2 separate regions of the Homo sapiens genome follow, and region 2 is linked to region 1. Evidence: chromatin loops called from intact Hi-C (ENCODE). Cell type or tissue: dorsolateral prefrontal cortex. All regions are shown on one strand. Links, peaks and the distances in the headings refer to the core of each region. The heading gives the core; the rest is flanking DNA. Region 1 overlaps MYT1L (myelin transcription factor 1 like). Region 2 overlaps MYT1L (myelin transcription factor 1 like).

The links. A loop is a pair of places that touch in the nucleus more often than their neighbours do. Peaks named below come from ENCODE experiments on the same cell type or tissue, not always from the same donor. Only the 100,000 strongest peaks of a DNase experiment are listed, where the experiment ranks them.
Region 2: it touches region 1 in a loop (2.7-fold over the local background); 1 of 110 quality-filtered maps calls a loop at or near these places.

Annotation. Positions count from the first base shown.
Region 1 is chr2:1,908,060-1,913,434 of GRCh38, forward strand. It overlaps MYT1L (myelin transcription factor 1 like), which reads right to left. Exons shown (of 25, transcript NM_001303052.2): 12 at 3,961-4,051; 13 at 2,181-2,288. Among named protein-coding and RNA genes, the nearest start is that of PXDN, 170 kb to the left of the region's middle. In dorsolateral prefrontal cortex, for the core only: CTCF peaks have their summits at 2,702 (motif pointing right) and 2,907; DNase peaks (open chromatin) are centred at 2,732 and 2,964; H3K27ac peaks cover 3,952 bases.
Region 2 is chr2:1,988,440-1,993,814 of GRCh38, forward strand. All of the region lies in intron 5 of MYT1L (myelin transcription factor 1 like), which reads right to left. Among named protein-coding and RNA genes, the nearest start is that of PXDN, 250 kb to the left of the region's middle. In dorsolateral prefrontal cortex, for the core only: a CTCF peak has its summit at 2,539; DNase peaks (open chromatin) are centred at 362, 1,783 and 2,462; H3K27ac peaks cover 4,269 bases.

The DNA of each region.
Region 1 (5,375 bases), core at 328-5,327:
TGGCCTGGTTCCCATTCCAGCCAGAGGCACAGAGGAGAACGGCTGCAGCTGCACAGTAGTTACTCCCAGCCTCTGCTCGGTTGGCATTTGGTGGGGTTTTCTTTGCACCAATCCAGAAACAGGGATGCTGCATATGAAGCCACAGGAGCAGCACAGAAGGCTTCAGGCCGGAACATCGGAGTGGAGGCTGTGTTTGAACAAAGTGGTATTCACAATTACATGCATGCCTGGTCTCCAGCTGCCATGAGCTTCTCCCTGAAATCCCCACTCTGTGCTGGCCCCCGAGAGCAGGGCAGCCTGTAGGTGGGCAGTCGTAGGTGGTCAGTGCAGCCCCCGGGAGCAGGGAAGCCCAAAGGTGGGCAGTTGTAGGTGGGCAGAGCAGTCCCCGGGAGCAGGGCAGCCCGAAGGTGGGCAGTGCAGTCACCTGGTGACTCCAAGAAAGGCCAGATACTAGAGTTCTTCCAGCTTCTTGGGGGTCTGGCCAAAGTAGGCTGAAGAAAATTCATAAAAGCCCTCAGCAACAAATTTCTCCCTACCAACTTTCAAATTCTCCTTTGACCAATAACGATTCCTTGCTGGATTACGCAGCCCCGCGGGTTGGTCTGTTTTATTGGGTGGGGGTGGTTTTCATGTTGCCAATAATTAGCTGTGGGCTGATGGGGAGAGGGAGGGTGGCCTATGAGTTGTTCAGTGTTTGGTCTTGCCATATGGAAGGTGGGTGCATTTCCCTGAAAGGGTGGCTTCCTGAGATGGGTGCTCTGGGGGCACTTCAGGCCAGGACCCCAAATGCAGAAAACTCTAGATGTAGCTGTGCCACAATTTATTGAGGAGTTATCTCTTGATAGTAGGGTCATAGATGGCTTTGTTTTCTTATTTTTGCTTAAATAAATATTTATAATTTTCTGTAAAGATTTTAACTTTTCTATTCAGGGAGGAAGGGAGTTTAATTACTACGTTAGAAGCTTCTTGGGATGTTATGAAATAATACTCAAGAACAAAAAGGATATTCATATTGTTTGCCCAGTGATTTGCTCCAAGAGATTTATCCTAAATAAATAATTTACTTTTTTATTTTTTTGAGACAGGTTCTTGCTCTGTCATCTAGGCTAGAGTATGGTGGTGCAATCACACAGCTCACAGCAGCCTTGACCTCCTGGGCTCAAATCAATCCTCCCACCTCAGCCTTCTGAGTAGCCAAAGAAATAACAGAAGCAAAGTGCTGTATATATGAAAGAAATGTGTATTATTGCCCTCTCTTTAATAGTAAAAGCAGGAAACAGCCTGAATGCCTCAAAGCTAGAACCTAGTTTTGGCACTGAGGGGTACATCTGAACAGTAGAATATACGTAGCTGTGAAGATGACAATTAAGATGATTACATAGAGACAAGGACGCGTGTTTCTGCTGTGATGTTGTGTGAAAAGGCAGGATATGTGACAATTGTCATAGTTTTCATGTAGATGAGGATTTCAAACAACACGTAAGAATGAAAGCTGTATAGAAGGGCTGAGTGAATGGGGAGCTTATCCTCCCAAAACTTCAATAAAACAGTGGTTTCAGCCGGATGATCTGCGACATTGTAACACTGATTGACCCACTGTAACATTCGGGTCAGTCATTTAACCTCCGCACTCTGGATTTTCTCACTTGCCAAACGGAGGTGACAACACCTACTCCCACCTACACCTCAGGGCATTGGGCGTAACAGGAGGGAGCTCTGCCGGTTTTGCACGCGAGAGCTTCCACACGTGTGCACAGGGTGCTCATACCCCTGGCATCGTCAGAAACATCAGCACCAGCCTTAGTTGGTGTGAGGCCCTATCCTGCAAAATATGACAAAATTACCTTGGACATCTCAGTAATTTTCAAAGCTTCCCTTTCATCTAGCACTCAGACTCATGAAATACCAGGTCCAGAAACAAAACCAGAAATGATTTCCTCCAATTCTCTCATGTAAATTGTCACAGCGAATCCGCAGACACCAGGGGAAGAATGACACCCTTGCCCTCACACAGCCTGGCCTGGAGTGAGGGGTCCTGGCCCCGGCTTCCAGCACAGCCCCGCCCTCCAGTCCCTGCCCCTGCTGCTGTAGGGACATGCCCTGAGCGGGTGTCCCCAGCGCTCCGAGGTGTGGGGCAGACTATGGATAGAGCTCACGGATGGTGCACTCCTGCTGGGTACCTGAGCACGCGGTCCGAGGCCTGGCTGGACTTGGACACGTCGCAGCTCTGGTGCTTTTCCTGTGCCTTGGCCAGTTTCTCTGCTGCAGCGATCGGGCATCCGGAGAGGCTGCAATCACAGAAAGCGGGTTGAATGGTCCCGCCTCAAACACCTTCACAGCACACTAATCCTCCCTTAGCACCAAGACCCTGATGCAGGTGGAGCTGGTGAGGGAGGGGTAGTTTCCCAAACCTGGCACAGGCAGTCCTGATGGGTGGACTGGGAGAGGGGGAGGTAGTCATGTTTCCAGGTGCATGCTTTCTGCTGGTCTCCAGCAGAGAATGCTGGCGGCAGTGCTATGTGTGAGGTGTATTCAATCCTTCCCAATGAGAGCATCCCAGCTCCCATGCATTCGGGAGGACATAGCTGGTGAAAACTGTAGACAGATTCCATTTCTGGAGATGAAGAATTAACAGCTTGGGTAGGATGAGTTTTGAAGCCCCAGAATGGCAATGAATTGACTGTTACCAGAAGATGGAGCTCCAAGCTGATTTCCTAAATGCTATTGACTGTGGCGTCTGGGGGGCCTGTCTGACTTTAGCCCTTTGGTGTTCTCCACAAGCAGGGAAATGAAAGTGGAGAGGAAAGCAGAATGATTTCTAGGACTGCAATAAAATGTTTTGTGGAGCCAAATAGTTCAGGCTTAGTCTAGACGGAGGAGACAGCAGCTGGGCTCTTTTGTGTGCAAGCTCACTTTATGTGAAATCACCGTGTCTGCTCTGTGGGTGTCTACATACGTATCTGCTCATATGCACAGACGCTCACCCCATATATGTGTCATATCCCAAAAATACGCCTGTGCTGAGGTTTGACGGAGGCCCTGACGCTGCGGATGCTGCATCGAACAGCACACAGCACGCACCTCTCCAACCTATCGATCATTTCCTGCTTCTGCAGATTAAACACCTGAATGTCTCTGGAGGGCACAGTGGTCATTTGTTTCATTATAAATGTAACACAAAGGACCAGGTTTGCCAGTCAGACAAGCAAAAATTAGAGTGAAGCTTGTAACAGTTTCCTTCTTTTAGATACAATTTTACGTGAACTCATAAAACCATAGACTGTAAGACAAACTTTAAAAGAATCACTTTTTGGCCTCTGGGAAAAAAAAAGTTATCAGATAAGAACGCAATATTATGGGCAGCTGAGTAGTTCTTATCAAGTCTGCACAGGACAGGAAAAGAGAACTCAGATCTTTCACAAACAAAAGAGTGGTTCTGAGTCCATTGGTTAGCAGGAGTCCAGAATCTATTTCCCTGGCACCCCAGCCTCCCACAGACCACCCCCCAACCTGCTAAACATCTGCAGGTTTTCTGAAGACGTCCATACTTGTGACCTGGGGTTTCCATAGAATTCCAAGGGCAGCCAAGCCAAGCTACACACTGTACAGGCGTGCTGCATTCCAGGCCACGTCCTGTCCAATGAACACTAGGACAGCCCTGTCTTCACCTCGGAGGACAGCGAAGGCTTGGTCTCCTTCCTTCCAGCCATTGTAAATGGTCATGGTTTCCACTCCTGATACTATACCCTGCTATGATAAGGTGGGTGGGGCAACTAAAACCATCCAGTTTGCACCACAAGGGCGTGGAGTGCTTTCACTCCCGTGCATTATATGGAGGTGCCCGCACTTGGGGAGCACGGTGGGGAGCACCATATGGAGCGTGGTAGGCCCCCCAGGAAGGAGAAGGCATGGAGAGCAGCCGGTGCTCCCTCCCACACCAGTGACCCACGCGTGGCTTACCTTCGGTGGGAGTTCCTGTTGCTGTTGACATGCCCGCGCCCCGTGCAGCCCGGAGTGGGGCACTTGAGGACACTTTCATGCATGGCAAGGACTTGACAGGGAGAGGCAAAGAGAACAGCCAGTGTTAAAACAGAGGCACGGTTAGGGCACATGAAAATGCAGTCATTTAACAAAGGCCAGGTCGCTCATGATAGACAGTCCTACAAACGTTTGTGATGGGCATGGCCAGGAAAACACACATGGGAGGAGAAAGAAGGTTGACTGGACCCTACGGACCCTACACGAAAGGCCAGAGAAAGAAGGTTGACTGGACCCTACAGACCCTACATGAAAGGCCAGAGAAAGAAGGTTGACGGGACTCTATGCTAAGGGCCTCACACAGCAGAGGCGCTGGAGCCAGGAGCTGGGGAGTTCAGAGAACACAGAACTGACTCTTTCCTGATGGGCTAGGGGAGCGAGGGCCTCACAGATATTACCCATGCACAAGCATGGAGTATTGATTAGCCATAGAACAACACAGAGGCTGGGGATTTTAAAAACATGCCTGTGCTTTGGAAACACACAGCATTATGAACGTGTGGTGGGTAGATGAATACAGAACCACAAACCTTAATTTTAAATAAAATGAATTAAATAATCACTCTTCCTTTAGGAATCAAGTGCTTTATTATTCTTTAAATAGGATGAGCTAGAAGAGTAAGCGTCTGCGTTTTTACCCTGTGAAATTAACAAGCGGGAGAGGCCTCTTGCATGGACACCTTTTGTGGTGCAAGGATGCTACTGGCTGGTCGGCAGGGGAGAGCTGCTTGAATTTTCCCAGCAGTGGTGTTGGACCTGAATTATTTGTGTCTTCCTTCTTTTCTGGTCCTTCATGAACGCTCTACTACTCTGGGTTCTGGGGGAAGGTTAGCAGGGACGAAGGGACCCCCACACGGACCCTGTCTGCATCATGCTCTGCTCCTCTGAGCCCGCTGTCTCCAAACTCCAGGGGAATGGGGTGGTGGCTTTCCCTGACAGCAAGGTTTACCTGAGGCCAGGTGAACATGGAAGGTCTATTCAAAACAGATCTGCCTACTCTAGTTATGTAATTGTATTTTTGACACTTTTCCTCCTTCTCTAGAACAACCTCTCTCTTTCCCCTGCAGTCTGCTGGGCACTGAATCCCACATCCACATGGTGTTGCTGTTATCTGAGTCCACACCCTGTCTTCTTACTGCTGGGCAGTCCCTTCAGCAGAGTTTGCTTTGGTATTAGCTTTATCGCTCCCACAGTTCCTGGCTTGTCCTGGATGTGGTAGGTCCTAGTAAGTGCTGTCAGAAAAATGAATGATCAAAGTGAGTCCACCTTTGGTTCATCTTGTGCTGGCACCTGGCTGGAGGGGGTCACAGGAGGGTTCCTTTCTGAGAGGATCCAAG
Region 2 (5,375 bases), core at 183-5,182, 80 kb after region 1:
CAGTGTCTTCATATTCTCGAACTCCTCCTTGTCAGTGGCAGCCCCTTCACTGGATGGCTTTGGAAGACACTGTGGCCTGTGCACCGTGCGGGGCAGCAGCAGCATACATGTGCATGACGGGGTGACAGCCTGCAGTGCCAGTGCTGGCTCCATACACAAACCTGCTTATGCTGGGCACAATCACCTTTATGAATCTGAGTATTTTCATGTGTAAAATCCCTGCTTACCGCATTGGGTGGTGGAGAGGACTGAATAAAAGAATCTTAGGTAAGAACCTTTTACAGAGCTTGGTGCATAGCAGATGCTCTCCAACTCCTGAGCTCAAGTGATCCACCCACATCAGCCTCCCAAAGTGCTGTGATTACAGGCATGAGCCACTGCGCCTGGCTGGGTACATAGCCGATGCTGAGGATATGCTTGGTGCTTTCTTCTTATTTCCATGTCTGGGTGTTGTAAGTTTTCCCAAAGGGATAAGAAACAAATGCTTGTGGAATCCATGTTACAGATAACTGCATAGCCCTTCTTATGTAGGGTAAGATGAAGTCCTCTGGGTACTGTTGATTACCTTCTCATAATACCAAATATTATATTAGCCTTTCATGTCCCTGAACTAGTATGCTGGTACTTTGGCCCCAGAGTACAGTCTCCAGGACTCCTACAGCCAAACGTTTAGTTGCATTTACAAAATCTAAAAAGTGCGTGTGTGTGTGTGTGTCAGGTGGGAACACAACTTTCTTTTCTAGATGAGAATATTTTTCTTGGACTCTTCACAGTCTCCTTTAATTCAACTAATTCTTCATTTTTAACAGGATTTGGACTCCTAAGTTCCCTGTGCCAGGCAAGGGAGCAGCTGAGAGTGTCTTCTCAGGAGCTGCAGTCCTGAAGCCTGGGGAACTGGGTCATTGCTAGAAGAGGCGGCTCTCTGCATGCCAGGAGAAACCCAGCCCAGGAGCTGCAGCCCGGCAATCCCAGGACAGAAGCGAGAGTGCACCCTACATCTTCTCATTCTGCAGCCCTCAGCATGGCACTTGGCACAGGGCAGTGGCTGGATAAATATTTGCTGAGTTGTACTAAATACAAATAACAAGGTTTGATTAAGGATCGCATGAAGGTTGGACACACCTTCTTGACAATACGGAAATAATTTAGTTAAGAGTCACAGATGCTCTACGCAGGAAAGAAAATGAGTAAAATAAAGGGAAACGTTTCCTACCTATAGGGGGAAACATCATAAATATTAGGTAAGTAATGAACATTCAAAAAACTTAGACTAGGGGCCAGGTGTGGTGGCTCACACCTGTAATCCCAGCACTTTGGGAGGCCAAGGTAGGTGGATCACCTGAGGTCAGGAGTTCGAGACCAGCCTGGCTAACATGGTGAAAACCCCGTCTCTACCAAAAATACAAAAGTTAGCTGGGCATGGTGGCGGGTGTCTGTAATCCCAGCTACTCTGGAGGCTGAGACAGGAGAATTGCTTAAACCTGGGAGGCGGGGGTTGCAGTGAGCTGAGATCCACCATTGCACTCCAGCCTGGGCAGCAAGAGTGAAACTCCGTCTCAAAAAAAACCAAACAACAACAAAAACCACTTAGACTAAGGATAATTTTAATGGCTGGTAGTTTATGCTTTTTCACACAAGTATAGTATGAAATAAAAATCATCTCTGGCCTTTTGGCACCTGTAAAATCAGTGTCTTGCAGGATAAACGGTGTGGTCAAGGGACACAGTCCTGATCTAGGAGGTGTAGCTGATGCTCCCCATTCCTGGGCGGACGCCATCTCTTGTGGGAACTCACAGTTCTCCCTGTACCACCAGTGAGGGCTCCTCACCCTCTATCCTCTATTGTACCTATTTATAAACTCACACATAGCTACACAGCAGTGCACACTTCCTGAGGGTGAGGGCTTTTTCAATTCATTCTTGAATTCTGTGGTTCCTCAATTTGTGGCATGGTTTCTTGTAAATAAGAGACCCTCAGGAAATCACGAGGAAGACAGATACTCAAGCACCAAGCTGTAACCCAAGACAGGATGAACTCAGCACCAAAATAGAAAAACCACTGCGGGTGCCATGGAGGGCAGTGGGGAAGAGTGGGGTAAGGAGCTCAACCTCCCAGGGTCACACCCTGCCTTTGTCTCCTCTTAGCTGTATGAGTTCAGGCAAGTTATCTAAGCTCCATGGCCAGGGGTGTCTCGATGACACATGTGGGCAACAGCACCCACATATTCCCAGAGATGTTGAGAAGCCAAAGAAGGGAGCGGCTTGGAGAGAGTTCTGGGGAAAAGAACGGCAGTTCTGTGTGGACTGCCAGGACCAGCCCTGCCTTCTAAGGTGCTCTGGAACAGGCCCAGTCGTCTAGAGCCCTCAGCGTCCATTGCCACAACTCAGCCAGGACAATACCATGTGAAGAAGCAAGGCTGGCGCATGCCCTGGTGCACACTGCTCTGGGATGTGTTGGAACAGAGCCCAGGAATCTGCTGTGCAGCCTCACAGGCGGCCATCTGGGTCCTCCTGCCGTGCCAGCTTCCTTTGTGGGCTAAGCTCATCCCAGGGCTGATGGAGACTGCTCTCCCTTGCAACCTGCACTTCCCATCTTGTCCCCTCTCAGGCAGCAAGCTTGCTGTTCTCTTTACAAGGAAGAGCAGAGGAGCCATTGAAGCCAGCCCCTCCGCTGGTCTCAACTACGTCTCTCATTCAATATCCCCTTCCAGCCTGCTTCCGAGTAAGAAGTTTCCATTGAAATCTCTGCTCGCTGCCAGGAATCGTGGCCCCAAATCACAGGGTGGATCCGGGGCTCCTGTTGGATCCCACCTACGCTTCCACATCAGCCCCTGCCGCCGCCCCCTCTTGTGAGGGTCTCGCTGTATCTTTTTCTTTTCTTTTTGGAGACTCTGCTACTCTGGCTGGAGTTTCAGTGACACGATCATGGCTCGCCGCAGCCTTGGACCTCCTAGACCCAAGTGGCCTTTCCCCTCAGCCCCTGAGACTCTGGGATTACAGGTGCACACCATGTCTGGCTAATCTGTGTATTTTTTGCCACCATGTTGTCCAGGCTGGTCTCAAACTCCTGGCCTCGAGTGATCCTCTGCCTCAGCCTCCAAAAGTTCTGGAATTTTAGGTGTGAGCCACTGCGCCTGACCTAGATCCTTTTCTTAAAGCTGACCTCTGAGGACCCACTCTCTCCCATCCTTCTTTCCAGTGTGTCTGTCCATCCCTCTCGCCTGGTTCGCCTCCTGCTTTCCTTCAGCTCAGACCCCTCCACCCTCCAACGGCTAACCTGCCCTCTCTCATGCAGTCAGGACCCTGTTGGCTATCACTTTTAACATCCTTCTTTCAAAGAACACCACTGACCCATCCCCCAAATCCACAGTCTTGTCAATTCCTCTCCATCAGCGAAGACTAGGATTCTCTGGATCACGTTCCCCCAAATTTCCATCTCTCGGGTTCACCACACTGGCTCTCAGAGCTCTATCCTGGTCCTTTCACCTCTCAGAGGACATCATAGCTGCCTCTCCTGCTCCACAAAGAAGGATTCGAACTGGCGTTTTCAGCCCTAACCTCTCCGGTCAGCACTCCTTGCTGCCTCTGTCACATCAAGTTCATCTTAGGGTTTTCCCTTAACCACGCCCCTAATTCCTATCGCACAGTTAGGCACTGCTGTCTCCTTTCTCCTTCCTCACCGTTTTGCAAATTTATTTATTAGACATCGGTTTTTCTGCACAGTTCACTGGCTGTAAGAGCTTGTGAGGTGGGGCCTCATGACAACCCAGCGTCGGTCCACGTTCTCCATAGTTAGTTCCTGAATGTATGAGGTGATTGTTCTTCCCTTCCGAAGCTTTAAAATAATACTTGGCTAGTTTTTCCCCCTTTCCCCTATCAAATAATTTATCACATTCTGGTTTTGGCTGTTGCCATTTTTTCCCGTTTCCTTGCATCTGCCTGGACACCACCCTCCTCCATGCCTGATCCTACCAAGAGGGAGCATTGCTGGAGTCCCCAGGTGCTCCCCTCCCCTGCTTTCCTGTCTATCCCCCATGCCCCGCTGTGATGCCTTCTGTCCGGGAATTCTCGGGCATAAGAACCCAGAGTGGTTCTCTGCTGATTACCCCAAGTCTAGCAATAATGCCTCCTTTTCCTTACTTGCCTTTGCAAAATTATGACTGACACAGTGAAAGAGATCTGACTTAACCCACTCCATCTTGCTTTTAACATCCAAGCTGTCCATATTCATTCCTGGGCAAAGGCTGAATTAGCTTTGGGAGAAACTTAGTTTACAGTTTAAACAAAGATGATAACGGCCCTTTCCCAAAGCAGACCTCCTTCTTGCCTGGGGACTACATTGCCCTTGTGGAACTAACATTAGCCATAAGATTTAAAATTATGATTTAGGAGTCATGCAGCTGGAGGCTACAAGATTCTGACCCTCCCTAAGCTGCTCCTAAGACCAGTGTTCTGATATTTTGCAGACCCTGCACCTGATGGATCAGCTGGCACCACCCGGATCAATAAACTGGCTCATCTGATCTTATGGCCCCAACCCAGGAACTGACTGAGCGCAAGAAGACAGCTCCACCTCCCTATGATCTCATCCCTGACCAATCAGCACTCCTGGCTCACTGGCTTCCCCCTACCCACCAAGTTATCCTTAAAAACTCTGCTCCTTGAATGCTCGGGGGAGACTGACTGGAGTAATAATGAAACTCCAGCCTCCCACACAGATGCCCTGAGTGAATTACTCTTTCTCTATTGCAATTCCCCCGTCTTGGTGAATCAGCTCTGTCTGGGCAGCAGGCAAGGTGAACCCCTTGGGCGGTTACATTATCGGGTTGAAGTACAAACAGGCACACAGGGGTCCGCCAGGTGGGGATTGGGCAGCCGCTGCTGTCTCTCTTCCCACAGCCAATTTTCTTACTGGAGGAAACCAACCTTCACTCCACTCCACAATGGAATGAATACACAGAGCAGGCTCTTTGTATATTTATTGTTTACAAAATCAGGCTCTGTTTACAAAACTTTTTTGTACTTGCTATTTTTCACTTAAAAAAAAATCACAGCCATCTCTCTAGGCTAATGTCTATCCATTGAACTCATCTTTTTGAATGGCTGCATAGTATTCCTCAGAATATACCTACTATAATTTATCCAGCCAGCCCTCCAAGTTCCTTTACTAACAAGGCTTATGTTGTTTTATTTCACTACAAAAATAATTTACAAAAATGATTACATGTATTTTGCATGTATTTCCAGAATAGAGTTTTCTAAAAAGATATCGTCACTTTACCATTAAAAAAGAAAACATTCCACGCCCTTTTTAGTAACATGTGATCATGCTGGTTTCTGGAAGCGCTGGTCACCTTTAATTTTATTCCGTCCTTG